Regions from separate parts of the Mus musculus genome. Here region 2 is linked to region 1. The links are chromatin loops, found by intact Hi-C in ENCODE. Cell type or tissue: heart. All regions are shown on one strand. Links, peaks and the distances in the headings refer to the core of each region. The heading gives the core; the rest is flanking DNA.

Region 1 (2,918 bases), core at 123-2,622:
AAAACAACAAAATTTAAAAACAAACCAAAAGAGGTAAGAAAGGAAGGAAGGCAAGAAGGAAGGCCACTCAGTGAAGGAGCTGGTCGGTGGTGGCTCAGGCCTACAATCCCAACACTCAGGTGGCAGAGGCAGGAGGGTGAGTCTAAGGCCAAGCCTTGTCTACCATCTAGCTCCGGGACAGCAATAGCTACACAGAGAAACCCTGTCTCGAGAAAAAGAAACCAGTCGATGAACATGCTGGCCATCAGTAACATACCTTCCCCAATACTCTCACAACCTTTGACATAAAACATGCACAGAGTGTGGGACAGTTAAGTCAAAGAGGGCTCGCCATTTCCTACTTTATATTCATCCCCACATTTTCCCAGGATGCTATCTTTCAGTGGTATCATTAAGTATGAACGGTAGCACCTCATCTGTATCCCAGGATCTTTGATCCACTATGACCTTTATTCAATACCACGGTTAAGTGCTTTAAGTCCAGTATTGCCAGTTAGGGCTTGAGGTTTCATAGTCTTCACGTTTAATCCAAAGAGCCTACGTGGGCGGCCTTCGGAACTGAAACATCAATTTTAAAAGGTCAGCCACATGGTCTAAGGAGACCTACTTTTAACGACTGCCTTGCTGAAATCTGCCCTTGAAACTAGCAAGGACGGCAGGGGTCGGAGTTCCAACTCACCACCGACTTAATGGAGTGGTTCAGACCCGTAAGTCCTCTGATGTCTCAGGAGTCAGGAGTTAGCTTTCGCAAATGAATATGTGGAACTGTGTGACAGGACATACCAATTAGGCCTCGCACCATGTCAAGAGAAATAGATGTATTAACGGGCACAGTTCACCCCAGACCTGGTAAGACTTGATTGAGTTCCGTCCTACCTCCCTCCCAGTCACCCTTCAGGCGGGCCCAAGGTCAGGATGGCCCAGGCCCTCACCCCCTCGTTGATGTGCTCGTAGATCGCGTCTGCGCCCTGATCGAAGGCTCGCTCGAAGAACAGGGCGCCCACTGCGATGGTGAGGGCAAAGGTGGAAGTTCTGCGGAACAGCAAGGAGTACAGGCGCGAAGGGATCGTCGGCGACGACATGTTGCCTCACTGCCGAACTCGCGCCACTGCGCTTGCGTAGAACCCAATGTCTTGCTCCAAAAGTTTCAACGCGCCCTGCTTTATGGGAATTGTAGTTTCTCTGTATCTCAGAGTCGACATTTTGAACCATTAAAGAAACTGATAATGTGCACAGGGTAACAGTTTATTACAATGTTCATATTCCACACAACCAAAATTTGATAAGACTTATTTCTCAGTTTTTCTCCTCAACCATTTCCTGCGTTTGGCTATTTTGAACTACAAGTCCCGAAAGCCCCTTAGCTTACCCATCTTCCCCAGTGCTGTCTCGCCTTCGTATTCCGCCTTCTCGGTACCTTAGGAAGGACTACAAATCCCAGCGAGCAGAGCGCAACGCGAGGACTCAAGAGGAGGAGCCCGGAACCAGGTATCTTTGGTGAGACATCCGCGTCCAAGTTTTAGGCTCTTTTCCCAATCAGAAGAGTAGGCATTTCATTCTAAGTCCGCGCTATCCGCTTTTTCTGGCATGGGGAGTGAATACAGAGGCAGGGAACCTGAGTTTCTGTGGCTGCATCTCGACTCTCTGCCTAACGTCCTTTGAACCTACTCCAGATGTAGGTTTGGGGGTGGCAAAAGTCGGGTCCTGCAGTTCTAACTCTTAAGCCACGTCTCAGGGGGGAAAGTGGCTTTGCACTTGCTTCCTGTTCTCCAGAGCGTAGGCTTTAAAGCCAAGAACCCCGGCTTCGGAGATGGGTGACCTGGTTGTAAAAGGCACCGTACTTTTCTGAGTATCCCCTCGGGGTCTTGAGATGATCCCCAGTAAAAGAAAGGTTCCCAGCTCTCCTGGAGCGCTCTGGCCGTGGTGCGTGGGCGATGGGGAAGCCCAGCACTTCTGGAAACTAATACTTTGTAAAAGAGAAAACCCAAATGCTTGGACGGATTGCTTGCTCTTTAAACCTGAGTAGCCGCTTAATGGAGGACTGAATATATTGTAGCAGGGTAAACAGGATAATGTTTCTAGAGGCAACTGCACTGCTGGGGTGCTTGAGAAAGTGTAGAGTGGCCTCTAATGAGTAGGTGGCCTGAAGTCATCTCTAGTCTGGCCTTGAATCCCGTCCTGGGTAAGGAGTCATTCTTTTCCTAATTGCACTAGGGAGTCACTGAATGGGTTTAAGCTGGAATGCTTTGAGGTCTATTTACATTTTAATGTTATCGTTCTGACTTCTTGCTAGAGCAAAAACTGAAGAGAAGAAATTGCAGAGGTAGGTAATTTAGAGTAGAGAGGTTTAGAATAATGGTCAGATTTGAGATGCATTTTGGTAGGTAGGATAGACAGAGCAAGCTAGCAGAAGTGTGCAAGAAAGGTAGAATTAAGAGGTGGGCTCGGTTGTGGGTGCCTTTAGTCTCAGCACTCCAGATGCAGGTGGGTCTCAGAGTTCAAGACCAGCCTGGTTTACAAATTCCAGGACAACCAGGGCTACACAAAGAAACCCTGTCCTGAAAAACCAAACCAAACCAAGAAACAAAAATAGGAATTAACATCTAGAGATAAATTAAGATTTGACTACAGAGACTAAATGGTTTGTGTTTGTTTGTATGGAGAAAAGGTTTTACACTTGCTCTGGCTTGCCTGGAACCAGCTACATAAATCAGCCTGACTTTTAACTCCTGGTGATCCTCCTGTCTCTGCTATCTCTGGAAGGCTAAAATTATAGACAAGCACTATCATGCCTGACCTGTAAATTGTGTGTTTATAGATTTGGTTTTGGTTATTTTAAATTATGCATATGTATGGGAGGTTAGGGGGTGACATGTGCTCCTGAATGTCGGTACCCACAGAAATCCAGAGGAGGGTAT
Region 2 (2,918 bases), core at 183-2,682, 270 kb before region 1:
AAAAAAATTAGAGACTTTCCCTAACATAATACTTACTATCTTGTCTTTCCAAAGATGTAAGTGAACCCTAAAACCAAAAATTAAAATCAATTACAGTTAAGTATAGACAATTTCTCAGACTGTCCTGTTACAAGAAAAATTTACCAAGCCTAATTTTGTAAATACAAAGGAAAAACAGAGCTAAAATAGTTCTTCTTAGCCCTATCAAAATTGCAAAAGTGAATCTGAATTAGAAAAATTCTTATTTTGAATTTTCCAAATGAGAGCTGTGTAAGTTAACTGTAATTTTGGTAGCAAATTTTAATAACCACTTGAATTTTCACTATAAGCTTTTACTAAATCTGGCATAAAGTCTCTGCATTAAATTTCATCAACTCAATAAAATCATAAAATAATTTATTCATTCATAAACACATTCTCAGAAGAAAATTAAGTTATAAGTCACCTAAGCCCTCAACAATGTATCCCATTCATCTTTGTTGTGCCCTCAAAGAGGAGCTGTCTTCTTGTGTTCAGCTGGGCTCAGAACATTTTTTAGGTTAACTTCAGACTTGTTTACAAACTCAAAACTTTCTCCAAAAAGGAACATAATAAGCGCTGGTGAAGAGATGGAGAATTAAAATCCTCACCACTGCTGACTGGAATGTAAAACGGCCCAGCAGTATACAGTTCCTCACATTTCTAAGCAGTTACACCGGTATCCAGCATTTCCACTTCTAAGTGTACAGCCAAAAGAAATAAACAGGGAGGAAGGAGCAGGGAGTGCCTCCAACACGTGTACACCCACAGGCACAGCAGCACTCTTCTTCACGGTCAAAGGTGGAGATGATCCAATGCCTATCAGCAGACAAACAGACAAACGAACACACAGCCAAGGGCAGTGGCATGCACTGGATGCCCACCTACAGTGCAAGCTGGGGCAGGGCAATCATTTGAGCACAGGAGTCTGTCAGCCTGGACTAGACCCCATCTCAAAAAAAAAAAAAAAAAAAAAGGAGCAGATAAACAGATAAACAAAATGTGTTTGTGATATTTAAGGGCTACTCAATCTTTAGAAAAGGATGAAATTGTGGTAACATGACACAATGTAAATGAACCTTGCAAGCACAATTCTAGGTTAAAATTAGACAACGCTAGATACAGAAGGACAAATACATGTGCTTACATATGAGAACCTACATATAAGCAAACATATACAGACAAAAAGTAGACGAGAGGTTATCTGGACTCGGGTGGGGATAGAAGAAATGGCAGTTTACTAGGAGAGTTTCTGTTCATGATGATGAGATGTTTTGGAAACTGCAAATGGGTAGCAATTGTCACCTGACAGCTGAGTATGACTAGACTAAACATGGAGAATGGCTGACATGGTCAGTCCCCCAGTATGCACATAGATCACAATGAAGAACACAGTGGAGGTGGGGAAATCCACAACGATACTGCCGAGTCTGGGAAAACATTTTTTATTCACCCTTTTTTTTTGCTTCGGTGGAATTTTTTTAAAGTAAATCTTCCCTTTTCTTTCTGAAGGCCTTAATTTTATTTCAGTCGGAGGCCTTACTTGAAATAACCTGTTTAAAGAAAGTCCATTCTGGCTCACTCAGGGCAATCTGTTACCTGTTATATTATCAATTAAGACAAGATTCTGGAAGATTTTTGCAAATAAGAGGTTAGAATTATTTGGAGACATTGCCACAAGGTGGTGATAGAGACTATAAACAGATACTATTGAATTTCTCTTAGATTATTTCTTCAAGCAGCACTAGGGGACACTAGTACAATATTTCTACAGGAGACTGAGATCTACCTAGCGGTCCTTGAGTAGTCTTTAAAGGCTGTTTTCTTTTAGAGTATAACTGTTGAGTCTGACTCACAGCATCTCCTTTATACTGTAAGAAAGAAGGAAGAAGGAAAGTAGCGATAAGGGTTTAAGTTCCAGTTCTATCCCATTAGAATATAACCTCCTACCGGAGAAGCAGTAATAGAAGGAATAATGGTTTTTAAATCACTTTTTATATTGCTAGGATTTTAGCCAATCTTTTTAGATCATAAGATATTTCCAGGGGCATCCGCCCATGAGAACACCACGTAGTTAGGTACCTGCATTTTTAGAATATATGGATGACCCAGATGAAATTTATAGTACTGAAAAACAATTCTACCAGGGCTGTTGCATCTGAAAAGGAATTTAAAAATATTTATAAAACAAGTAAAATTCAATTTTATGCAACACAAATGGATATGTAAGAAAAATCAGCCAACAATGCAATCTAGCAAAAGTAGGCTTTGTAATTATGAAATTTGGGTTCAAATTTGGATTCTATTACCTAGCAGTTGTATAACTCTGGTTAAATTAATTCCTATGAGATTTGGTTTCTGTTTTTGTAACCATAAATACAGACCCAACTTTCAGGTCTTGCTCACTGTACACCTGGAATAGTAACATAGGCCAGGGTTTAAACACGTGAACTTTCTGAAACAAACTACCTAAGATCACATCTCAGTGGGCAGTTTACTATGTAACCTTGGACAAGATGTGGGCCCCAGTTTCTCCATCTGTACAGAAAACAGTGTCTACTTCACAGTTATTTCAACATTAAATCTATTAAACTAATATGGTACTTAGAACAGTTTTTTATATACACTTCATTAATGTAAGAAAGTATGTTTGCTTTCAAAACAAAGCACCTGCATATTAAGTCTTCCTCTCCTGGTGTTTCCCAGCCTCGGCTCCTCCCACCATCCTCCAGCCTTTTTCTCCTGCCTTTTCCTCCTGCCTCTTTTCCTCCTGCCTTCTTGGGATTCCTCAAGTTTCTGTCCTAGTAGTCTTCTGTTATTTTTTTGTTTGTTTGTTTGTTTGTTTAACGGTTTTTCTATGTGTTTGTTTGTTTGTTTGTTTGATGATTTTTCTATGTAGT

What was found. A loop is a pair of places that touch in the nucleus more often than their neighbours do. Peaks named below come from ENCODE experiments on the same cell type or tissue, not always from the same donor. Only the 100,000 strongest peaks of a DNase experiment are listed, where the experiment ranks them.
Region 2: it touches region 1 in a loop (2.7-fold over the local background); 7 of 42 quality-filtered maps call a loop at or near these places.

The regions. Positions count from the first base shown.
Region 1 is chr11:4,703,225-4,706,142 of GRCm38, forward strand. It overlaps Uqcr10 (ubiquinol-cytochrome c reductase, complex III subunit X), which reads right to left and starts at 1,120. Exons shown (of 2, transcript NM_197979.3): 1 at 933-1,120. The coding sequence starts at 1,082. Zmat5 (zinc finger, matrin type 5) reads left to right here and starts at 1,432. Exons shown (of 6, transcript NM_026015.3): 1 at 1,432-1,497. In heart, for the core only: no CTCF peak of the experiment used is centred there; DNase peaks (open chromatin) are centred at 1,107 and 1,437; H3K4me3 peaks cover 2,421 bases; H3K27ac peaks cover 2,095 bases.
Region 2 is chr11:4,435,098-4,438,015 of GRCm38, forward strand. All of the region lies in intron 1 of Hormad2 (HORMA domain containing 2), which reads right to left. Among named protein-coding and RNA genes, the nearest start is that of Hormad2, 4.5 kb to the right of the region's middle. In heart, for the core only: a CTCF peak has its summit at 1,712 (motif pointing right); no DNase peak of the experiment used is centred there.